Linked DNA regions of Mus musculus: all the other regions are linked to region 3. Evidence: chromatin loops called from intact Hi-C (ENCODE). Cell type or tissue: heart. All regions are shown on one strand. Region 1 overlaps Helq (helicase, POLQ-like). Region 2 overlaps Helq (helicase, POLQ-like). Region 3 holds the start of Coq2 (coenzyme Q2 4-hydroxybenzoate polyprenyltransferase). Region 4 holds the start of Abraxas1 (BRCA1 A complex subunit). Region 5 holds the start of Gm36793 (predicted gene, 36793).

Region 1 (5,000 bases), 120 kb before region 3:
AAATGACAGCGAAGAGGACATGTTTGGTGACTATGACAGCTTTACAGAAAGTTCCTTCTTAGCTCACGTTGATGACCTGGAACAGAGATATATGCAACTGCCTGAATGTGGGGACCGTGATGCAGACTCTGGCACCAAAGACCTTTGTTCAGCAGGCCTCAAAAACAACCTCAGAGTTACTACTGTAATCAACCTCACTGACCCGGAAACTAGTGAGCACGGCCAGAAGCAGAGTCACCTAGATGTCCCTGCTGAACCAGAACCTGGAAGCGATCTTTCGTTTGATGTGCCTTCTTCTCAAATTTTATACTTTGAAAATCCGCAGAACTCACCAGAAGCTTTGGGCGATCCGTGCACTAAGAAGACAAATGGGGACCCACAGAAGTCATCACATGAAGAGTTGGTCTCCAGCCACACAGAGCAACCCGAGCCAAATAATGACTTCTCTAACGTCAGAGCTGCTTCAGAGTCAAGCAGGAGAAAAAGTCTGAAAGACCATCTGAAAAGTACCATGGCTGGGAATGCCAGGGCCCAGACCCCAGCATTTCCCAGGAGTAAACACCTCAGAGAGGCGCTCCTGTCTGAGGAGATCAGCGTCGCCAAGAAAGCCATTGAGTCACCGTCAGATGATCTTGGTCCTTTTTATTCGCTACCCAGCAAAGTGAGAGATCTTTACGTTCAATTGAAAGGAATCAAAAAGCTATATGGTAATGCTTTGTATAAAAAGGAAACCAAATTTATAGTTCAAATAGTATTAGAGTATTAAACCAAATCAGTGGAAGCAGGTGATTCCCTGGTTCCGTCTCTGATCTCGAATGAGCAAGAGTATCAGTTGCGTTAACCCTGCATCCCTCTCGTGGACTTCTTTCCTTCCTTGTGTATTGTCCTTCTCAGGGTAGGTATCTGGCTTTGTCTTCAGTCCATTCACTCCTGTGCCCTTGTGTAAGTGACTAAGACTAAGGAGCTTGAGCACTGACATGCGTCCAGAGCAGCTACGTGTCCTACCGTTTTCAACCCCTTCACACTCTGCTTCTGACCTTCCTCTGATTCGTTTTTATTGTTTCTTTGGCATTTAGAGTTGTGGCAATTCCTTTGAATGCTCAGAATCTTAAGTGAAAGAAGTTGGTAATAGCAGTTAAAATTAAAATGCATTTAAAGACAGCTAAGATGTAAGTGCAGAAAAGACTACAGTAGGGGCTGGAGAGTTGGCTTAGTCGTTACGAGCACTGGCTGCTCTTCCAAAGGACCAGGGTTCAGTTCCCAGAACCTACACGGCAGCTCACAACTGCCTGTGACTCCAGTTCCAGGAGATCTGACACCATCTCTCACACATACAAGCAAGAAGAACACCAGTGCACATAAGACAAAAATAATTTTTTTAAGAAGACAGCAGTAATAATAATTATGTGATGTTTTTCAAAAGCCCCGTGTCCTTGCATATATTTCAGATAGACCATGGTAAACAAGGGCACAGCAGCTGCCATACTAGGAGATCAGTCCATCAGCCGTCACTGGAAGCTTCCTTGGGAGAACTTTTGAAGTATTTGAAGACGTGGATTGTCAGGAGACAGTCAGGTTGAAGTAGAAAGATAGGAAACAAAAGACTACCTTCAGCCAGTAAGAATCTAGACATTCTAGATGTCTCAGCAACTAAGGACTTAGGACTATCTGGTTCCCAGCACCCACACGGTGGCTTACGGCATCTGTAACTCCAGCTCCAGGGGAATCTGAGTCCCTCTTCAGACCTCTGGGACTAGACATGTACTGTCCGCATAAACACAAAATCCAAGAAATTCTAAATTGTGAGGCACATGGCTTGTGAGCAAACAGTCTTGTGCTGGGTAGTGTGCAGCCCCACAGTCCTTGCCCTCAGGAGGTGGAGGTCAGACGATCAGGACTTCAAGGTCATTCTCAGCTACATAGCAAGTTCAAGGCCAGCCTGGGCTACATGAGACCCTGTCTCAATAATACTCAAAGAACCTTTTGTTACTCTAAGTACAGGCTAACTTTCTTCCCTCTGCCCTTCCACTGGCTGCTTTGTTGAGTCTCAGTCTGCTGCCAGAGGGATTCCTTGAGGGTAGGATTTTAGGCCTCTCCTATTTTGTTTGGCTTTTGGAGTCTATAGGTAGTTTGTGGTATCTGACGTTGAACCCATGACATGAAAGGTACTCTGCCGCTGAACTACATACCTAGCCTTCCTGTTTTGAAACAGGATCTCATAGCACAGGCTTGTCCCAAACCAATGCTCTTTCTACATCTATGTCCCAAATACTGAGATTACAGGCATGTAACAGTGCTCGGTTAGGACAGGAATGGAACGCAACGTTTAAGTAGCTAGCACTGTGCTTAGTATATTGTGTTTTGGAGAGAACTCAACTGCCAGGTTTTGTCAGCCTCTTTAACCCTGGCCTTGTTGCTTACACAGTGCCTTATCTATCTAACGGGTGCGGGGAACAGTGTAGTTAGATTCTTTGCCAAGTGCACAATAATTATAACAACTGTTAGTTATATTCAGTGTCTTAAGTGAAAGCTTCAGCAAACAGCTTTGCATATGTGAGGGTAAGTGCACGTGTGCACACGCCTGTGTAGCTGAGTTTCGGTACAAACACCTGCAGTTTCATAACTGGTGGCTGATACCAATCGGAAAATATTTACATTTTAAATATTTTGGTTTATTTATAGTCTGGAGATCAAATGTAAGGCCTTGCACATCACGTACACACTTTACTACTGAGCTAACTCTGTTTAATTTTTTTTTTTTTTTTTTAATTTATGTGAGTACACTGGAGCTGTCTTCAGACACACCAGAAGAGGGCGTCAGATCTCACTCTCACTGTTACTCAGGCATAACTATTCCAATGCCTTGTTTTGTGGAGGATCTCACTGTAGCCCTGGCTGGCCTGGAATTCACAGCAGTCTACCTGCCTCTGACTCCCTTTTACCAGGATTAAAAGTCTGTACACACTCTAGCCTCTCTTTTTAAAAACAATATATCCAAGCCCTTTAAATTAAGTTTGGGGTGAGTTTTCTTAAACTATAGTATGTGTAAATTGCTCAAATTTAGACTCAGTTTTTTACTTTTTTTTCTCCATTTGTTTATTTTTGTATACTTGTATGTGTGGGGCACACATGTGAGTCAGGACAACTTGTGGGATTTCGTTCTCTCTGTTTACTGGGCGGGTCCTTAGGATCAAGGCTTGGCCACAAATGACCCTGTGCACTGAACCCTCTCACCCCCTTAGATTCCCATTTATAAGCTGTGACTAACAAAGCTGCAGTAGCTTTGTTAACTTGTACTCATTAGACAATGATGTCACAAATGTCCCCCACATACTGTGTGCACCCTCCTCTATGTGTCGATGGAGAATCCTAGAAGAAACTCGATGTTCCAAAAAGAACCTGGCAGCCAATGTTCTCACAAACCGTACAGTGGTTTCTTCCCTCTGTAGTTGGGTCTGGGTTTTCTGTGTGCGGATTTTTTTTTTCCCCTTCCTATTGGTAGGTTACTTGTTTTTATGTATCGATTACTTTGTTTCTCTAATGATAAGATGCTACCACTTGGGCTAGAGAGATGGTTCAACAGTAAAGAACACTCACTGATCTTCCAGGGTCCTGGGTCCAAGTCTCAGAGCACCAAGGCACATACAAGTGGTGGATGGCATATATGTATGTATATGTCTGCATACCTGCAAGCTAAACAACCAACGCGGAAACATACTAGCATTCACTAGCATTCATGTGTACTTTGTATTACTTCCATTATTATTTTGATCCAGGGCCTCATGGAACCCAGTCTAGCTAGGTAGTTGGGGGTGAACTTGAACTTTGATCTCTCTGTCTCCACTACTCAGGTGCTAGGATCACAGGCGTGAGCCACCGGACCCCTCTTTTAAACAAACAAACAAAAAAAGATTTATCTGCCTTTATTTGTTTGTTTATTTATTTGTTTGTTTGTTTGTTTGTTTGTTTATCTGCCTTGATGGAATCTGACATCTGCAACTACTGTAAGGGTGAGCCAGCTGCCCACCTGTTGACAAGGTCTGAGCTCAGACTTGCTGGCTGTGCACATTCTGGGCTTTGGGCATTGACCATTTGTAGGAATCACATCTCTCCTCATGAGAAGATTGCCATGTCGAGATACTGGATTTCCTCCCAGAAAAAAGTCCTGAGAGCATAGACGGGAAAATAATCTCTCGCATTTTTCTTTGAATTCTACAGACTGGCAACATACTTGCTTAACGCTAAGATCTGTGCAAGAAAGAAAAAATTTAATATATTCCTTGCCAACGAGTGGCGGGAAAACCCTTGTGGCTGAGATCTTAATGCTGCAAGAGCTGCTCTGCCGACAGAAAGATGTCTTAATGATCCTTCCGTATGTGGCCATTGTCCAAGAGAAGGTGTGTGGTTAAATAGCTGTAACTTTCTAATACGACGCTTTCACATCTAAAGACTAGCACACATGTATTAACTTTGAGCTGAGTCACGATATTTTTTCAGTATGTACAAGTGCTTGACTGTTTCCAAGTAGTAACTGCATATAGTTTTTCCTAAGTTGCTTTGAGCGGTCTCTTAAATGTTCCGTTAATATTTAGCCTGCTTTTTCAACCAGAAACCAGCTCACTACCTCATCAGGATAAATGAGTCAATCCCATGTGGCTTTTATATAAAAGGCAACGAGTAAAATCTGTTTTCATATTATGGTTTAAAAGCTGACACATACCAGGGTTGGAGCAGGGGTTAAGGGCCTTGGCTGCTCTTCCGGAAGTCTCAGGCTTGACTCTGAGCAGCCAGCTGGTGGCTCGAAACCATCTGTAACTCTAGTCCGGAGGGAATCCATCACCCTCTTTCTTTGGCTTCTGGCACTGCATGCACACAATGTGTGCAGACAGAACACCCATCCACGTAGAATAATTAAAGAGTTACATGTACTTATTTGGTAAAGATCATGGCCTTATTAAAAACCAGCACTTCCTAGCTAGGCGTTCCTAGATTGGACCCAC
Region 2 (5,000 bases), 110 kb before region 3:
TTTTAACTTTTACACCCGTTTGGCCCTTACTGAGGCTTTCAGTAGTCATAGACTACCGATGGGAATTTTTAATAAGGCTATTCTCCACCCTCCCTCCCAATCCTACTGGCATAGACTGGTCTAAATTAGGATTAAATTTACTGGCTGGTAGAATGATAAAAATGTTTAGGGAACCGTCAAGGAGTTGAATTTCAATGATTGATAGTCTGCCTTCACAATGATGGTTTTGATTATTTGAGAAACAAAACAGCCAGGCCTGAGAGCTCATGCCTTTAATACCTGCACTTGGAAGGGAGAGGCAGGAGGATCTCTGTGAGTTTGAGGCCAGCCTGGTCCACATCTGAGTTCCAGGACAGCCAGGCCTACATAATGAGACACTGGCTCAAACAAACAAACAAAAAAGCAAAATACGCTGGGCTGAGAGATGGTGGTTGTTGGTTGTGAGCACTTCCTGCTCTTCCTGAGGGCCTGACGAGTTCTTTCTGACACCGAGCTCTAAGAGGAGTCAGCATCTCTGGCCTCCATAGATACCTGCACCCATGCACACATGTACACACACACACACGCATACACAAGCACATACACACACACATTTAAAAACTAACGGAATTAAGGGAATTGGCCATTTAAGCTTTCATATAAAACCACAAAGCTTTTTAGCATAATTTAAGATATTGTTGAGTTTTCTAGTGTCAGTGTTAGATATTGTTTAGCTCTATGTTACATTTCCATTTTCAGAGCAGAAAATGTGTATCTTAAAATAAGACAGACCGTCTTCCATAAAGACATATATTGTAGAAGAAATAATCATAATATCTAGAGCGGATCTAACCTGATATCATACGAAGTTTAGCAACAAAACTCAGGAAGTCCGTGAAGCTTCTGAAATTGTTTCTGAAGTGTTGTGTTTATATGAATAGCTGGACTTTTCCTTAGTTTTATTTTTGTGAGGTTCTATGATCCACAAAAAGACTTGGAGAGTTTTTCTAATGGTTAATGAAGTAAGAATTAAAGTTAAAAGAGCGTTTTATGGGGGCTGGGAAGAAGGCTCAGTCAGAGAAGCCAAGTTTGGATCCCTAGCATCCGTGTGAAAGCCAGGCATGATGACACTCGCCTGAAATGCAACACTGGGGAGACACAAAGATGCCCCTTGCAGCTCACTGGCTCGCTAGTCTTGCTGAATAGTGAATTCCAGGTTTAGTGAGAGATGAGAAAACCACTTGATGTCGGCCTTTGGCCTCTGTGCAGACACTTACTCAGTACACAGATGCAGACACATGCATGTCCATACAAAATACACACGAAGAACATTTTGTGTACTTATACTGATAGAAGTAATATATAACTAAAAAGGATGTTAACATGATGTATTAAAAGAAAATGGTAAGCACTTCCAACTATAATTCATGACATGCATGCATGCACCCACTATGTGCATGCCTGATGCCTTCAGAGATCACTAAAAGGCACCGGATCCCCTAAAACTGGTTGTGAGGTGCCATGTGGGTGCTGGGAACTGATCCCCCATCCTCTGAAAAAGCAGTCGGCATTCTTAACTGCTGAGCCGTCCCCCCAGTCCCAGCTGATGGATCATTTTTTCTAGGGACTATCTAAACCACAGAGAGAAAGAAAAATGCGAAGTGATTAAAAGTTTGAGGAATATCGGCAATGGTAAAGTGTGTCCTGTCCTGAAGCGCACCGTCCCTTTCGGCATCGCCTATCACCACAGCGGTTTAACTAGCGAAGAGCGGAAGCTTCTGGAAGAGGCTTACTCCACAGGCGTGCTCTGTCTCTTGACCTGCACGTCCACCCTGGCAGCAGGGGTCAATCTGCCTGCACGGAGGTAAGCTCTCCTCCGCTGAGTTGGTGGGTTTGTTTCCTTTAATGTCTTAATGAAAAGCCACTTTTCCTGGCACTAGGTCCCTCCCTCTTGGCTCCCTCTCTTCTGTGTTTGGTTGTCTGTGTCTTCTCCCTGTGGGACAGGGTCCAACTGGAGGGAGTCCTGCCTCAGCCCCCTTCCTAGAACTGGAATTAGAGGCATTATAATGTCTCCTGGGGTATCAGATCTGAATCTACTTCTGGGAAGGTTGGACAAGACTGAGAGAGATCATTTAGTAGATCTCCTTGAAATGTTAGTGAACTGATTTGGAAAGCCAGTCAGGGGTGGAGTTCAGTGTCTAGAACCTTGCTTGACCTGTGTTTAATTCACAGGGAATGGGCTGATTAAAGCCATCTTTGATGGTTTGTATATTCTTGGACCAGAGAGTGGCACCATCTGGAGGTGTGACCTTGATGGAATAGGTGTGACCTGGTTGGAATAGGTGTGTCACTGTGGGTGTGGACTTAAAACTCTCACCCTAGTTGCCTGGAAGTCAGTCTTCCAACTAGCAGCCTTTGGATGAAGACATAGAACTCTCAGCTCTGCCTGTGCCATGCCTGCCTGGATGCTGCCATGCTCTCATTATTTCTTAATGATAATGGACTGAACCTCTGAACCTGTAAGCCAGCCCCAATTAAATGTTGTTTTTATAAGACTTGCCTTGGTCATGGTGTCTGTTCACAGCAGTAAAACCCTGACTAATATACCATCTGAATGCATTAGAGTGTGTGTGTGTGTGTGTGTGTGTGTGTGTGTGTGTGTGTGTGTGTGTGTATGTGTTTGTGACAGGGTTTCTTTGTGTAGTCTTGGCTGTCCTGAAACTCATTCTGTAGACCAGGCTAGCCTGGAACTTAGAGATTCACCTGCCTCTGCCTCTCCCTCGCAAGTGCTGGGATTCAAGGCCTGCATCACTGCCACCTGGCATGAACAGAATAGCTTTGTCTCAGTTAGGGTTTCCTTCTGTGAACAGACACCATGACCAAGGCAACTCTTATGAAGGACAACATTTAACTGGGGCTGGCTTTCTGTTTCAGAGGTTCAGTCCATTATCATCATGGTGGGAGCATGGCAGCATGTAGGCAGGATCTGTATCTAGATCAGAAGGCAGCCAGGAGGAGACTCTTCCACACTGGGCAGAGCTTGAGCTCTAGGAAACCTCAAAGCCCAGCCCACAGTGATGGACTTCCTCCCACATGGCCACACCTCCTTATAGTGCCACTCCCCATGGCTGAGCATATCCAATCACCACAAACTCTTGTAGGTCAGACCCTATGTCACCTTTTCGGATATTACCGAACGGTGGAAAACTGTATAATTGGCTTCTCTTTATAACTTATTCCTTGGGGGGAGAGGGGCTCTAGCAAATAATTTATGTTCACAAAATGTTTATGAACATTAAATAGAATGTTTTTCTGGTGGATATACAGTCTTTCGTCTCAGTGACATAGTCGTTAGCTATGCTGTTCCCCCTTCACATTTATGTATATTTATTTATCTAGTTACAGACAGGGTCACACTGTGTAGCCCTGGCTGGTCTGGAACTCACCATGTAGACCTGCCTTTAAAACAAAGGTCCACCTGCTGGGATTGAAGCCTGCACCACCATTCCCAGCATGGAAGCAGCTTTGTGTCTGTGCGGGCCTGTAGTTGTCTGCTTTCCCAAAGCTCTCTTTCTATATTCATAGAAATAGAGAAGGATATAATATGTAATATATAGGTAGAGGAGCGTGCATGTCGCAGTGTGACCGTGGAGGTCGGAGGTGAGCTTCAGGGTTCAGGAGTCTGTTGGTTTCCTCCGTCCACCTTGTGAATCCTCGTGATAAAGCCAGGCTGTCAGCCTTGGAGGCCGGTACCATGCCACTGAGCCAGCCGCTCTTGCAGCTTTGCACTTTCCCCTGTACCCTTCCATTTTCCTCATGGTGAGTAATGGCGCTTACTATGGTCGGTGTGTCCTTCCCTCCTGTCCCTACGTCACCAGCTCCCACACCTGGCACCTAACTGATAAATGTGCATTCATTTAGTCAGCCCTCATGATTTATCACCAATATTTTATGCAATTGAAATCTATAAAATAATGAACTTCCCCAGCACTCAGGAGGCAGAGACAGGCGGATCTGTGAGTTCAAGCCCAGCCTGGTCTGCAGAGTAAGGTCCAGGACAGCCAGGGCTGCACAGAGAAACCCTGTCTCAAAAAAAAAAAAAAATAGATAGATGATAGATAGATAGATAGATAGATAGATAGATAGATAGATAGATAGATAGATAGATAGATAGCTTGCTTGCTTGCTTGCTTGCTTGCTTGTTGAATGTCACATCAAATAGATGAGTTTCAAAGCCAAGTTGGAGCCCAGGCAGCCTGCTCATGTAATCCCTGCAGTCCCAGTTCACTGTCTTTTGTTAGGGCGTGGCACTTGGTGGGAGGCTCCATCCTTTGTCTCAGAGCTGTTGCTGGTCATTTCTGTATTCCATCTCTCCATGAGCTTCATTCTCTTCTCTTATGACTTAGGCTAGCCTGGGATAAAGACGTGAAGTTACAGCTTATCAGCTGTTTTTCTCCAACTTTACCTTCCATATAAAATTCAAGTTTTAGTGGGCTGGAAGACAGTATAGTGCAGAGTGCTTGCCTAACACCTAGAAAGTTCTAGGTTCAAACCCAAGTACCACCAGCCCCCCCAATCTGTTTTCTTTTAAAGACCCAGAAGTAGAAGGTTAGCAAAGTGGGATGGGGTAAAAGGACGTGGGATGAATACAGTGGCAACTGTACACATGGGGTGTCGGGACAGAGCAAACTAGCTTTTTCCAGTTCTATTAGTTATGTTTATTCATTACATCTTTAGATTTTAAATGCATTTTAAATTTTCAAAAACTCTGATATACTTCTTGTAGAAGTCTGCTTGAAAACACTGGATATGATTCCCTCTGGAATTTTTTGTGGATACTGTTTACAATTTTCCCAAATTCTTTACTGTATTTGTTGTATGCAGCCATTTTTCTGTGTTCTCTTACTTTTCCACCATTTTGTTTTCTTCAAGCTTTCACCAATCTACATAGGCCATTGAGATTTATAAATAAGGAAGTCGATAATGCAAATTATAGACTCTTCAATTGCCCTTGAAGAGCA
Region 3 (5,000 bases):
CCTTGATCACTAATTGAGAAAATGCCTTACAGCCAGATCTCATGGAGGCATTTCCTCAAGGGAGGCTCCTTTCTCTGTGATAACTCCAGCTTGAGTCAAGCTGACACACAAAACCAGTCAGTACAACTATCTTTAGTTCCCTTGCTAATCAGTCACTGCTAACCTCTGTCTCTGAACTAACATCCAACCATCACATGAAACCTTTTAATGTATTCACTTAGTCTACCAACCCCAAACTAATTGCCAGAGGATTTATTCCTTCCTTTTGGTGTGTACTATTACTTCTATGTTGGAACATGGTTCTGGGGTAATCTGAAACCGTGTTCTTGAACCACAGTCATGCATGTGGCTCAGAATAGACTCATATTCCCTGTGAAGTAAGAGGTATGGTTTTGTGTTGATGTATGCTACCTATTTAAAAATATTTGTAAATTTACTTGACTATTTTGTTAGTCATTGCTCACTGGTGCTGGCCACTGAGACTGATCTGGGTTAAATCCCTGAGATCCACATATTTGACTTCACACACATGTGAACACATGCACACCCAGACACTCACACACACATATGTGGACTCTCTCTCTCTCTCTCTCTCTCTCTCTCTCTCTCTCTCTCACACACACACACACACACACACACACACATCACTACACCCAGATGAAAATCGTTTTTTAAATTATTGAGGCAGCTGGACATGGTGACACGTGCCTTTCTTTAATCACAGCACTTGGGGAGGCAGAACAGGCAGATCTCTGTGAGTTTGAGGTCAGCCTGGTCTACATAGAGAGTTACTGGCCAACCAGAGCTACAAAGCCCAACCCAGCTTCAAAAAATGAAGGGAGGGAGGGAGGAAAGGAGGGAGGGAGAAAGGAAGGAAGGAGATGGGGGAGGGAGAGGGAGAAAGAGTCAAAGTAGTTTAGAGGCATGTACAATAAGAGGCATATGCAATACAAATTGCTGGTAAGATACTTCTAATAGCCGATAGGTGTATGAGAAAGGCACGGCCGCATGAAGACCAGTGCTCAGTTACATTACTGAATGTTAAATGCAATAACATTGAAGTTTCCCTAATCTTTCTTGTCTGCCTTGTTAGTGAGACCTTTTAAGCTCACATGCCTGTTAGCTTTTAATCTGCACCTTATCTTATTGCTCCAATGATTTTCATTATTTATTTCACCCTTGTGGTTCACAGCCTCTCCACAAAAAGAATACTTTCCAAGTCCAGGAATAGAACTTCCCAGGGCATATGAGTTTGAAACCATTTTTACCTTCTTTAAAAAACAAAAAAACACTCATGGAAGGAGTTACAGAGACAAAATTTGGAGCTGCGACGAAAGGATGGACCATCTAGTGATTGCCATATGCAGGGATCCATCCCATAATCAGCTTCCAAACGCTGACACCATTGCATACACTAGCAAGATTTTGCTGAAAGGACCCAGATATAGCTCTCTCTTGTGAGACTATGCCGGGGCCTAGCAAACACAGACGTGGATGCTCACAGTCAGCTATTGGATGGATCACACGGCCCCCAATGGAGGAGCTAGAGAAATTACCCAAGGAGCTAAAGGGAACTGCAACCCTATAGGTGGAACAACATTATGAACTAACCAGTACCCCGGAGCTCTTGACTCTAGCTGCATATGTATCAAAAGATGGCCTAGTTGGCCATCACTGGAAAGAGAGGCCCATTGGACTTGCAAACTTTATATGCCCCAGTACAGGGGAACGCCAGGGCCAAAAAGGGGGAGTGGGTGGGTAGGGGATTGGGGGGGTGGGTATGGGGGACTTTTGGGATAGCATTGAAAATGTAAACGAGGAAAATACCTAATAAAAATAAATAAATAAATAAATAAATAAATAAAACAAAACAAACAAACAAACAAAAAACCAAAAAAACCCAAAACCTCAAACATTTATTCCATGTATTTAGTTATTTAGTGTGTGTGTGTGTGTGTGTGTGTGTGTGTGTGTCTCCCACGGAAGGCCACAGACATCATGTCACAAAAGCAAAAGGTTGCTATTGACCCTCTATGGAGTTAACAGAACAGGGCAGAGAGCCATGGTCGCTCCTGCTTCATGCTAATAACTATTCTTTGGACTCAGTCTAGTCTTTACTTTTATAATGTCCTACTACCACTGCAGGACAAGTTGAAATGGGTTTGAGAGTGAAAAAGTTAGTGGACTTTAAAATACATTTTTTTCAAATAAAAAAAAAGCAATTTTAAAAAACAGCTTTATCATCCTTTCCCTCTAAAATAGAAAGCATTCGCAATGATTTTTGCATTTTAAATATTGTGTTGGGAACTCCAGGCAAATGGAAATAGTGTGCAAGTGTGAAAGAGCCTCGTGTTTGGCATGGCGGCACCTATGCTACCTGAAAGGGTGCTTGAAAATAAACAGCGTGGAGGCAACTTTTGGGAAAAGAAAGGAGCCTCAAAGGCCGCAAACCTGTAGAGGAGCTCAACTGGCAAGCAGCAGATGGAGCTAAAAGATCAAAGGACCAGCAGCGCTTCCCAGACTGCAAAGGCCAGCGCGCCCCCTGCTGCACCTTCCTCAAGCGCCAGGCCAGGATCACAGAACTCACTTCATAGGCTTTAAGGAAGGGCACCGAAAAGGATACACCACCATCTCAAAACACTAAAATCCAGATAAGCGACTTGTCCAGAGCCAGTCAGTGAGGGGTTACCGTGGAATAACACATACCAGGTACCTGCAAACATGCAACGGCCAACTATATTAACAAGGGTCGCATAAAGTTGGTTATTGTTTTGTTTTTCTTTGTTTTATTTTTCAAGACAGGGTTTCTCTGTGTAGCTCTGGCTGTCCTGGAACTCACTCTTTAGTAAGCTGGCCGAAAACGTAAAGATCTGACTGCCTCTGCCTCCCGAGTGCTGGGATTAAAGGAGTGCGCCACCACCACCTGGTTATGAAGTTGTTCTTGAGTGAAACTGCATCCTTTTTAGCTGTCAAACTTAGGTTCACCTCGAGTAAAGAATTTCCCTTAAGTATATAGATATAGATAGATATACTTAAATTCATATATATGTATATATATGAGTATATGTATATATGAATATACATATATAAAAATTTACATAATTTGATTTGGCTTTTTGTTTCCCTTTTAGTGTTAGAAGGTGAACATTCCATGTAGTTAACATTTTTGGACTTAAGTTTTTCTTTTTATGGTAGAACTATTCCATACAAATAAACAAACACTCTCCTTTTGAGTTCATTAAGAAGCCTGGAGATGGAGAGATGGCTCAGCGGTGAACAGCACCTGCTGCTCTCCTTACAGAGGACCCAGGTTTGATTTCTAGCACCATACGGCTCAGCCCGGTCTGTAAATCCAGTTCCAGGAGCGCGCGCGCCACCACTGCGCATGCCTGCCCGCGGCCCGTCGCCCTGGATGACGCCACCGACCGGCGTCCAGCCTGGCGCCATGCTGCGCTGGGGAGGCGCGGGGCTCGCGCGGGGCCTGCGGGCCGTTCGGTCCGCATGGCTGCGAGGTCCGCGCGGGCTCCCATTGGCCCTGGTGCGCAGCGCAGGGGTTCCGGGCGCGCGGGATCGGCGAGCCCCGGCCCCCGGGACGCAGCGGGGCCGAGCTCTCAGCCTGTCGGCCGCGGCCGTGGTGAACTCGGCGCCCCGCCCGCTGCAGCCCTACCTGCGCCTCATGCGCCTGGACAAGCCCATAGGTGAGTGGGGCGGGCTGGGCTGCGCTGCGCTCGACAGCCTGCCTGCCTGAGGAGCAGGGCCGCAGTGACCGCGACTCCGCTGCGATGCACCCATTGGGCCAGTCCCCTCGGGACTCGGTCAGGACCTTAGCCAGGGACACGCAGATTTTCCCTCGCTCTGAGCCGGGAGTCCCGGAGGCGGACGTTGATAATCACATATTCCCAGACCATTCCACAAACTCCAGACCACTCCTACCCCATTCAGATGTGAGCAGGTGCTCCTTTGCTTTCACGAAGCTTTTGATTGTTGATTTGCAGTTTTGAAGCATTTCTGCATTCATTAGTTTTCGATTTTTGCCTCCAATTATGTAAGGCCCAAGGGGCATGTAAGTAAGACTATTGAAATCAAGGCTCCTCGTCAGAGCCAGACCAGAAGGACCCCAAAAGTGTTACTACTGGGCTTTTTTTCCCCCTCATCACCGGTTACAAAGATTGAGAGCATCTGAACACAGCCGGGTTATCGTGCTTTAGAATTGCCCGCCAACGTAAACTCACACAAGCCTCTCTATGACCTTCTTTTTCTCAGTCTTTTTCATCAAAGTGCTCACGGACTATTGACACCTGTGACACAATATAAGCTCCGTCTGCACGCAAGGTTTCTGTCTAGTTGGTAAAACGATGCCCGGAGTTGTAGATGAAGTCACCTGGCCTTAGTGACAGAATGAGCTAGGAAAACTACCAGCTTTGAAAGAATTTGTTTCTGGCTGGAAAAGACAGTTGATAACCTAGGAAAGTATGGAAAAGTATCAGAGGTATAGGTCATGCACAGGAAAAGAAAAATAACTTACTGTCTCCAGAGTTCGAACAACTGAAAAAAATAGTACTCCAAAGGAAATGCTATATTATAGAGTAGAGAGGTCTTGGAGAAATATTTTCAAAATCCAAGGGTAGCTAAATATGGTGGCTCACATCTATAGTCTAACATCCAACGGCAGGAGGGCTGATTCAAGTTGCAAGTCAGTCTGGGCTTTATATTCTGAAATAAAAGCCAAACAAACAGACTTAGTGCTGAAACATTAAGACTAGGAGCCTGACCTGCAACCCTGGAAAGATGTAGGAAGAGGGATACAACTGAATTCCAGCTAATCTAGATGTCAGTATGTACAGTTTCAGCGTATGGAAGAACATCCAAATGCCAAACTTATTTGTTCTGCCTTTACCTATCCAGGACCCCCAACGTGGCCCCGTTTGGGTTTGGTGTTTGTTTTTGGACAGGGTCCCATATGTGTCTTTGGCTAACCTTGACCTCCTGCCTCCATTTCC
Region 4 (5,000 bases), 140 kb before region 3:
TGTCACAACCAGCCTTGAACTCTGGTGGCTAGCTCATGTAATGAAAACTAAATACCATGGGCCTTTACATGTATTATGTATAATTATATATGTGATACATATGATAGTACCACGGAATATATATTAATACATACACATTCTATAATACATATGTATTATACATATGTTTTTCTTTTTTTTCTTTTTTTTTTTTTTTTTTTTGGTTTTTTGAGACAGGGTTTCTCTGTGTAGCCCTGGCTGTCCTGGAACTCACTGTAGACCAGGCTGGCCTTGAACTCAGAAATCCGCCTGCCTCTGCCTCCCGAGTGCTGGGATTAAAGGCGTGGGCCACCACCGCCCGGCACTATACATATGTATTCTATAAATTCTCCTTTCCTAGGGGGAGGAGAACTCCACAAGCTATTAGTGACCACAGAGTGGAGCTGTGACTTCTTCCATGTTGCCACTGACAAGCTAATCCTGGCTATTGCACAACAAAACTGAGACATGCAATACTAATGCAATTCAGGAGCATGCCACTTTGCCAAGTTTCAATTATTTAAAAACCATCGGCTTTTTAAATTGTGTATGACACGTGTGAAATACATGTCAATCCCTCACCTTCTCACTTACTTTAGTCATATCAAATGATCCAACACAATATGTTCGTGCTTATCATTGAACTTTCACAATGTTATAAACATACATAGTCTTTAAACTAGACTCAGTTCATAACTTTATAATTGCAAGCAAACAAACCAAAGAATCAAATACACACAGACAGAATAACGCAACACAGCGGGAATACTCTAGAGAAGATAATTCCCACCCACCACTGGTTATTGATCTTCCATAAGTTCCAATAGATGAAGGGCAGTGGAAACCCCAAAAAGACATATCCGTGGTATTAAAATATTGCTAAGCGATTCTTATTTTTACAACCATTAGTAGCCTTAAACTATGCATAAACAGTGTTTTCCATGCATGCTGCAGGTGTCTCAGCCAAGCTGATGAAAGAAGCACCCTACCCGGCTAGAGGACACCGCGCTCCCTACAACCCGCGTCTCCCGGTGCGCAGGCTCAAGCCCCGCCCCTACGCTCCAGCCTCCCGTCATGCTCCGCGATAGTGGCTGTGGCGGCAGCGACCGAGGCGGCAGTATGGAGGGCGAGAGCACGTTGGGGGTGCTGTCTGGCTTCGTGCTCGGCGCGCTCACTTTCCATCATCTCAACACAGACTCAGACACGGTGAGCCGGGCGCGGCTGCCGACCCCGCCCGCAGTCCCCGCTCGCTCCGTGGGTTCGCGGAGCAGGGCGCCCTCCCGGGCTCTCATCCGGGCCCTTTTTCTCTGCTCGCCCTTGGGCTTGGAGGAAAGTTCCCCGGGGCCTCCGGCTCGGCGACGAAAGTCGGGCAGCTTACCTGCCTCGCTACCCTGCTGTGCGAAGGATCCCGGCGCCGGGTCCTACTCGCAGCGCGTGAGCGTCGCGAGGCTCGGGAGGACGAGCAGGGGCGAGCCAGACCCCGCACCCAGCCGCAAGGGGCTGGCTAGTTGTAGGGCTACCCTGGCATGAGGCTGTAAGATCCGGCTATTTCTGTGCTACTTTCCGTTACAAACGCACCTTGTCCAGGATCAGATGTGTAAATGCATTTTTAAGCCTTTGCCTCCTTTCGAAGCCCGTGAGTGACATTGAAAACAAATTTTAAGGCTTTTTTTTTTTTTTTTGGTAGATTAAAAACTTACCGTAAAACTTTGAGGTCTGGCAGTAGCATCTTGTATTAAGTTCTTAGTAACATAAAGAAAGAAACTAGAAACATCTAAAATGAGTTTGGGGTCTGCACGAATACAGTGCAGAGAGCACCATACTGAACAGTGTGGAGTAAGGTATTTGAACTGTTGAGTCCTTCGCTTTAAGTGTCAGATCTGCGTTGCCTAAATTGCTTCTCAGCACAGTCCCAGTGATAGGAGTGTACAATGATTTTGATGTGCAGTACATCAAAATACCAGGGGGAAACAAATGACATCTTTGAATGCGCGAGGTACTCACCGGGCAGCACATAATGGGATGATACATTAGCATGGCTCTACGGGAGGATGATACACAAACTTCATACTAAACACAAACACGTGTGTGTGTGTATCTGTGGGACTTATTTTAGAAGATGTTTAGCGTGAACATAAGTAAACTGCCCTAAGTCTGTAGTTTATAGGATTAGCCCTTGTACACTACATCTTGGTGTTTGACCCTAGTTTCTCAGATATTTTAACTTTTGTTTGTTTGTTTGAAGAGTCATTTACTGAGCATCTGTGGATCACACATGGGCAGTGCCCAAGTAGACCAGAAGAGGGCATAACATCCCCTGGAACTTAATGGGAGATAAAGATGTGGGCGCTGAGAACTAAATCCTGTTCTTTTGCAAGAGCAGCCACTGCTCTTAATGACTGAATCGTCCCTCCAGCTCAACTAAAGTTTTTAGAGTTGGTTTCTGAATAATTGTACTTAGAATTGACTGGTACTTTTCCTAGTTTTTAACATTGGGAGTATCAAAATCAAGAACATTTGCAATTGCAGATTTTTACCCACTTGATTCTGTTAAAAGACTGGGACATTCCTATGTTTGTTTGGTTGGTCGTTCGATTATTTTGATGAAATGGAGGCAGGGCATTATAAACCAATTTTAATGAATAGAAGAGTTCACTTGATCTTTAAATGCACCCAAAGAAAAAACTTGAGTCACTGAAATGAGAAAACAAAACAAAAACTCAAAAGGCTGCCTGTATTTTAAAAGAAAACAGGCACACAGTAGACCCACTGGGAAGCAGATGTAACTGAATTACAAATCTTTATTTTTTTTTAATAATTTTTAGACAGATTTACATCTGAAAACATTGATCACTTTAGCATTCCATAGCTAAGAAACCTCCACTGACACTCAGAAATATGTGTAAAATCCAGACTTGGGCTGCTCATTTGGATTATCTTGTGGGACTTTACCCTCTTGTTACAACTGTCCACAGAAGCCTTGCGCTTCAAGACAAACTGCTCAGCTGAGCTCTTAAACAGACTTAAAACTTTTATGCATTTGAGTTAGGGGTGCTTCACTCTCTGCCTTCCCAAACTATTACCAAGCCCTTTAAAGTCAGTTCTACTCAGCCTGGCGTGGTGGCGCTCGCCTTTAATCCCAGCACTTGGGAGGCAGAAGGCAGGCGAATTTCTGAGTTCAAGGCCAGCCTGGTCTACAAAGTGAGTTCCAGGACAGCCAGAGCTACACAGAGAAACCCTGTCTCAAAACAAACAAACAAACAAATCAGTTCCACTCTGTCTCCCTCTCAGCCTTTCCCAGTTACCCATGTGCCCACTACCTATAACACATTTGTATATTGTGAAATTCTGAGAAGATATGATTAGGAGATAGAATATTGACCCTAGCCAGTGTGTTTCATATACTGCTTCTTTTGTTTACTCTCATAGGAAGGTTTTCTCCTCGGTGAAATGAAAGGTGAAGCCAAGAATAGCATTACTGATTCACAGATGGACAACGTTAAAGTTGTTTATACAATTGGTGAGTCACTTAGTTCTGTTTTGGTAGTTTGCATGCCGAGGACAAGCAGCATAAGTGTTACTTTCACTCTTATATTTTAGTTGTTCTGGGGAATATACACATGTGTGTGTTTAAACTGTTAACATATATACGGTAATGTTTTGAAAAGCACTCCAAAAAAAAAAAAAAAAGAAAAGAAAAGAAAAAACCAAAAGTGTGGGTGCAGTGGTACACACCTGTAATCCTCACACTAAGAAAGTAGAGGCAGGAGGATCAGAAGTACAGCTCTACACATTTGCTGTTGTCTAGGGAGTGTAACACTTGCAGTTCCAGGTGGGACTCCAGGTTGGATTTCTAGCCCTGCATGTCTGGGAGTCACTTGATTTCTGGGTGAGCGTGGTCTGTCTTAGGGTGGTCTGAAGAGGGATGAGCTCTGCATAGTGAAGCTCCTAGCTAGCGGGAGGCCAAACGCTCCTCAGGGTGGTGGGCAGTGGGCAAGCAATTAATACACTCATGACTAGAAATCCTTTTTCTCCTAGACATTCAGAAATATATCCCATGCTACCGGCTTTTTAGGTGAGTAATAGTATTAGTAAAAACAAGTAAATTATCCATTGTGACAATTGTTTGCAAGGTAAATAATTTTAAAAACTAACAGTGTCTTCATAACCAGACATGGTAATTGAGTGTCTTGGTTACATAGAAGTTTGTTTGTTTTTTTTTCAGTATCTAAGGTACACTAGTCCACATCAACTGCATCTGTAATTTCATTAGTTGTGTTACCCTTAGCTGGCTTCTACTGCCTCTGAAAAACCAGTGTTCTCTGAGAATTGCCTTTTCTTCTCACACACAATCCTCTCATTGCATATATAAACTCATGACTGACAGGTACTTTAATGTCACTAACAGTCACCAAGCAAACAGACACAACCGTAGGATGGTGTTATTTTAAAGACTGTTTTATGATTTATATCAGCCACAGGAGAAAAAGAATGAGTGTCGTACACTCTCACACAGTGTATACATGTCTAAGACGGTGGGAGTTACAAGGCATACGTGGTAAAGAGGGATCTGTGGGGAAGAAAGTATGACAAGACAGCCTGGGGTGTTCTCAGACTGATAAAGCAGGAAGGAGTCAGTCTGCTTACAGCCCTTCTTACACACTGGACGTGCAGGTCTAGTCATTGAACGGGGAGTTCTTAGTGGAACCTCCTAGAAAAGACTTCTTGAAGGGCCTTCTGGATCAGCAAAGGATTAAGAGAACCTGTATTTCCGGGCAACTACATTAAGAATCAGGCTAGTTTAGTAGTGTCTGGGCTAGTTTAGTAGTGTCAGCAAATACACTGATTTGCTCATTTCAGAAGTCTACAAGTTTCTTGAAAACAGGTCATTGAAACCTAAAACATAGTTTGTTTTTTTTGTTTTTGCTTTTGATTTTCCAAGACAGGGTTTCTCTGTGTAGCCCTTGCTGTCCTGGGACTTG
Region 5 (5,000 bases), 240 kb before region 3:
TTCCCCCTAATTACTCAGATGGCGAAACAGAGGCCTCTAAAGGTCAAGGAGTTTGATAGAAGTCACTCCACTAATAAAAGTGACATCAGAACTAGGCCTGGTTAATCGCAAGTCGAAACCCATCCTCCATCGGTGCACTGCCAATCCATCCCTCCCAATCATTAAACTGAACGTATGTTTTAAAGATAACGCATTTGGTTTTGCTTTAAATTGCTTTAGAATTGCCAACAGGACAACGAGCTTCAAAACTAGCACTGAATGATGCAAATCGATTTGAATATTCTTCTTTGAGATAAATTGGCCTTCAGGCACACCGACCAGACTCTGCTTTGTACAAAAGACGGAAGCAAATAATGATGGTGATAAGCACACAGAAGAAAATGACCCGTATTTTTGGACAAGTCGTTGCTAAGTATCTTCTGATCTGAAATCAATCCAAATCGTTCCCCTGAGTCTGGAGGCTCCTTATCCTCTGTCAATGAGGTTTGCTACGTCAGTGGCTTCAGAGTTCAAAGCTCCAGCTATGAAAGACACACCCTTTCCTGTAAATGCTCTAAGCAAAGTGTGTGTGTGGTCTGTGACGCAATCCCAGCTCCATAATACTGCGTACTATGGAACTATGACTATATCTCCCGTCTTTAAACACACAGAAGTCAAGGGCAGGTTCCTTGACCCTACAGCAATACTTGTTGGGTACTTGAGTCTCAAATTGCTGATTCTTTGAAACAACAAATCAGACGAGGGAACCTCTTGTAAACCTTTGACCCAATAAAGCAAGACTCCTTCAGGAATCTTTTGGGGATTTTTCAACGATATGTTGTCATATGAACTCGAAACACATTTATCCAAACAAATTGACTTTATTGTCATTTTTTTCTTTTTTTAAAGATTTATTTATTTTATCCCCCCCCCCCGTGTGTGTGTGTGTGTGTGTGTGTGTGTGTGTGTGTGTGTGTTGCCTGCACATATTGGTATGTACCTGTTGCCTGAAGAGGAGAGAAGTGTGCTCTAGAACTGATGACAGACTGTGGGGAGCTGTCATGTGGGCGCTAGGAATCAAACCCCAGTCCTCTGCAAGAGCAGCCAGTGCTCTTTGACTGTGAAGCCATCACTCCCACCCCAAGAGTTTTCCTTAGTGGACCCGGATTCGAGGACCAGGAATGGATGCTGTATTGGACCCCTGGGGAACACACAGCATCTTGAAAACCCAGACTCCTGTTGAGTAGCTCACTGCGCCTTTGAGTCCTCTCCTCGGTGGCAGCGGCGGGAGGGGGGGGGGTGGGGGGGGTGAGCTCTTGTGTTGCCCTCAGGAAAACAATGGAAGATAGGATCTTTCAGAACAGCGTGCCTGGGGAAAAGCTGGGCCTTTGGAACAAAGCAGGACGGGTTACTCTTTAAAGGTTTCACACTTTCCCAGCAAATATTCTCACTACAACCACTCCTCCTGGGGTAACATAGCCTACCCTGTTTCCTGTCCCCCCAATCACGGGGGATAGGCGCTGGGTGACCATGGAGTCCTACTCACCCAACTGCATGACTAACCTGTGACCCAGTGAGGCCAGAGTCTTTAAGCTTTTTCTCTATATAGCTGAGTCACAACATGAAAACGCTATTTGATTTGAAATTGTGGTTTGGGGCAACAATCTATCTTCCTGATGGGTGTATAAAGCCAGCTGGAAATAATGAAGAGATTGCAGGTTCTAATGAACCTCGGGTCTACCCTGGATCTGCCTTCCAAGGATCTAGTTCCCACCGCAATGCCTTCACTTCCATGGGATCTGTTGAATCCAGCTGAAATGGGTTCTGTTTCCAAGTTTTAAAAACTTACTTCTAGCAAGTTAAGTTGAACTCAATGTAGTCACGATGCTACACGTAAAGTCCACAAGATGGCGCTCTCCTCAAGCTTTCGTTCCATGGCTTCCCAACCAGCCATTCTAGCTGATAGCCACATTCACAAATCATAATCAGTTGAAAACTCTCAATGGTTCCGAATGCACTCCAATGGTTACAGCTGTGCCGAGTAGGGCACCCTGCATGGAGTGCTTAAAACCAAGCAGGTGTGGAAAGCTATAGTGTGGCCATCTCTTTCAGGACAACATCAACCTGCAATGGGTTTAGGAGATTTTGTATGAAATGCTCTGCGACAGCTGAGATCACAGAGCCCTATAACCCACCCATCCACTAGCCTGATTAGCCTTCAGGGCCAAAGAGCTTTACTGTAAGGTTGTTACCTACCGGGATATCACAAGTCTGTGTCCCTATCTCAGCCCAGATTTAGTGCACTGGTGAGTTGGAGAAGTCTTCTGCCTACAACTTCCGGTTCCGGCTTACTGCACAAATAACACTGTCTTTTCATGAGGTTTTTGGGTTTGTTTGTTTTTTTTAAGATTTACTTATTTTATGTATATGAGTGCTCTATCTTCGTGTATGCCTGCATGCTGGATGACAGGATTAGATCCCAGATGGTTGTGAGCCACCAGGTGGTTGCTGGGAATTGAACTCAGGACCACTGAAAGAACAGATAGTGCTCTTAACTGCTGAGCCATCTCTCCAGCCCCTTTAAATGAGGTTTTAATGGGTGTTTTGAAAATGGAAGGGCTTGACCTCTTGGATAAAATATAAGGTTCCTATCACCATAATAAAAATTCTGTACACTCTATTAAAACTTCCCTACTTGGCAGGGTGTCAGTAGCACACAACTTTAATTGAAGTGCTCAGGAGGCAGGCGGATCTCTCTGAGTTCAAGGCCAGCCTGGTCTACAGAGTTAGTTCCAGCCAGGGATGCACAGAGAAACCCTGTCTCAAAATATAGATAAATTAGATTAGATAGATAGGATAGAGAGAGAGAGAGAGAGAGAGATGATAGATTGATAGATAGATAGATGATAGATAGATAGATAGATAGAATGATAGATTGATTGATAGATAATAGATAGAATGATAGGTAGGTAGGTAGAATAATAGATGAAGATAGAAAGATAGAGAGAATGATAGATAAGATAGAATGATAGATAGATAATAGAATGATATATGTAAATAGATAGAAAGAGATAGAATGATAGATAGATAGATAGATAGATAGATAGGATGATAGATAGAATGATATAGAGATAGATGGATAGATAGATAGATAGATAGATAGAATGATAGATAGAATGATATAGAGATAGATGGATAGATAGATAGATAGATAGATAGATAGATAGATAGATAGATAATCCTTCTTGGCTTGTTGATCTCTTGGGAGAGAATAAAATCACTATCACAATTTTTAAACCAAATTAAACACTTGCCAAGATAATGGACACTGGCCAGGTCCATACCTTGGATTCCCAGAAAATGGTTGCTAGTTACATTAGTTTGGGCAGAACCCACAAGGCTACATATGTATCGACTTCATCCAATCAGAGGCAAGTATACATTATGACATACTTCCCACCTATGTGTGACCAAGCTTATCCTTCTGAGCCAGGGCAACCAACCTTTTTTACAAAAGTGAACAACACCTGGCTTGTAATCTTACATGAACAACAGCCCCCAGGATTCCAGGAAGCTAACTGTCCTTGGGCCAGGAAGGCTTACAGGTTAGTCTCTTAACTAAACACACGCACGGCATAGCTTCGGTTCTTTTGCATAAGCAGACAGCCCAGTGTGAAGCCAAAGTGGAGGGAGGCATTTGGTTCCAATGCACACGAGCAGGCTTGAGTCACCCATTCTCTCTCAAGTTCAAAAGAAATGTCCTCCAGCAAGCCCCGCCCTCTGCCCACTCCTAGATGCATTTGCAGGACTGGAAGACAATCTGGCAGGAGATAGGAAGCTTTAGGCTTAGCCCCACCTCTGCTCTCCACACTGACCTCGACTCACATAACCGCTCTGTAGCTTCAGCACCCCGAGAGCAAGGAATTCCTTCTCCGGTTACTTACCTCGAGGACACTGTGAGGACACTGTCATTAGTTCATGACAGTTTAAAATTTGACCAGTGTTTCATTCGATCACAACAACTTTCCATTTCTGAAGTAAGAAAATTGATAAAATGTTAAACAAATGCATTGCTACAATAGACAAAACCTGAGAAGTCTATGGCTTAACATCATGAAGGCTGGTTGGTTGGTTGGTTGGTTGGTTGGTTGGTTGGTTGATTTTTCCCCAGTCTGATGAATGTCGTCCAGCTGTTCCGTATCAGTGGGTAACCTCTCTTTATGTGAGGAAGTGAAGTACCAAGTCCTCTTGCTTGGGGCTCCTTAGGGCTCTTGGGCTTTGGCCTTCTGCTTCCAACTGGCAGACAGGCTAAGAGAGTGGAGAAAATCCCATCCCAGGTGGTTTCCACTCTCCTTGTTGAGAACCAGTCAATGGCTCCATTCAGATGAAAAGGGGCATTGAGAAATGTAGCAGCTGGCTGGGGGCTGCTTCCTAGGGACAATGTCGTTCCCTGGCAGAAGAAGGAAACTGTGGTGAGTGAGCAGAGCCCTGCTTGGCTGTAGCTAAGTCACCCCTTCAAGGCTCCTTCAATGAGAGGTGAGCGCCAGCCACCTACTTCTGAGTAGCTGTTTGCCACAAGCTCAGCAGCTTAAAATAATACCGTGCAGGTATCAGGATGTGGTTTAGCTGGGTTACCTGGCGCAGAGTCAGAAGCTGCATTCTGGATGTTGGCCCAGCCTCCAGTCTCTGGAGGGCCAATCAGAAAAGAAGTCACGTTCCTACCCACACAATTCTTGAGGCTCCTCGGGGCCCTTGCAAGCTTCAGGTTCATGACAGCCTCCCTCCTCAGCACGAGCACAGGAGGAAGGGAGAAACAGAGAAGCAACGGGAAAGGCAGACAGAGGCTCTATCTAGGGCGGTGGTTCTCAACGTTCCTAATGCTGCAACTCTTGAATGCATACAGTCCCACACATTGTAGTGGCCCCAACCATAAAATTATCTTCACTACTACTTTGTAACTGTGATTTTGCTACTTTTATGAACCGTATCATACCTATTTTTTGGAGATAGAGGTTTGTCGT

The links. Hi-C counts contacts between places; a loop is a spot of excess contacts. Peaks named below come from ENCODE experiments on the same cell type or tissue, not always from the same donor. Only the 100,000 strongest peaks of a DNase experiment are listed, where the experiment ranks them.
Region 1: it touches region 3 in a loop (3-fold over the local background); 18 of 42 quality-filtered maps call a loop at or near these places.
Region 2: a loop joins it to region 3, with 3 times the contacts of the local background. A loop is called at or near these places in 16 of 42 quality-filtered maps.
Region 4: it touches region 3 in a loop (3.0-fold over the local background); 9 of 42 quality-filtered maps call a loop at or near these places.
Region 5: a loop joins it to region 3, with 16 times the contacts of the local background. A loop is called at or near these places in 27 of 42 quality-filtered maps.

The regions. Positions count from the first base shown.
Region 1 is chr5:100,792,061-100,797,060 of GRCm38, reverse strand. It overlaps Helq (helicase, POLQ-like), which reads left to right. Exons shown (of 18, transcript NM_001081107.1): 2 at 1-707; 3 at 4,219-4,397. Among named protein-coding and RNA genes, the nearest start is that of Helq, 4.0 kb to the left of the region's middle. In heart, a CTCF peak has its summit at 2,815 (motif pointing right); no DNase peak of the experiment used is centred here.
Region 2 is chr5:100,779,801-100,784,800 of GRCm38, reverse strand. It overlaps Helq (helicase, POLQ-like), which reads left to right. Exons shown (of 18, transcript NM_001081107.1): 9 at 1,604-1,843. Among named protein-coding and RNA genes, the nearest start is that of Helq, 16 kb to the left of the region's middle. In heart, no CTCF peak of the experiment used is centred here; no DNase peak of the experiment used is centred here.
Region 3 is chr5:100,672,687-100,677,686 of GRCm38, reverse strand. Coq2 (coenzyme Q2 4-hydroxybenzoate polyprenyltransferase) reads left to right here and starts at 3,431. Exons shown (of 7, transcript NM_027978.2): 1 at 3,431-3,698. The coding sequence starts at 3,446. In heart, a CTCF peak has its summit at 2,541 (motif pointing left); DNase peaks (open chromatin) are centred at 2,546 and 3,416; H3K4me3 peaks cover 2,065 bases; H3K27ac peaks cover 1,468 bases.
Region 4 is chr5:100,817,055-100,822,054 of GRCm38, reverse strand. It overlaps Abraxas1 (BRCA1 A complex subunit), which reads left to right and starts at 1,120. Exons shown (of 9, transcript NM_172405.3): 1 at 1,120-1,224; 2 at 3,448-3,538; 3 at 4,057-4,093. The coding sequence starts at 1,138. In heart, a CTCF peak has its summit at 2,311 (motif pointing right); a DNase peak (open chromatin) is centred at 1,084; H3K4me3 peaks cover 1,794 bases; H3K27ac peaks cover 1,314 bases.
Region 5 is chr5:100,912,197-100,917,196 of GRCm38, reverse strand. It overlaps Gm36793 (predicted gene, 36793), which reads left to right and starts at 3,505. Exons shown (of 3, transcript NR_168093.1): 1 at 3,505-3,584. Gm36740 (a long non-coding RNA gene) reads right to left here and starts at 4,004. Exons shown (of 3, transcript XR_389418.1): 1 at 3,924-4,004. In heart, a CTCF peak has its summit at 1,878 (motif pointing right); no DNase peak of the experiment used is centred here; H3K27me3 peaks cover 229 bases.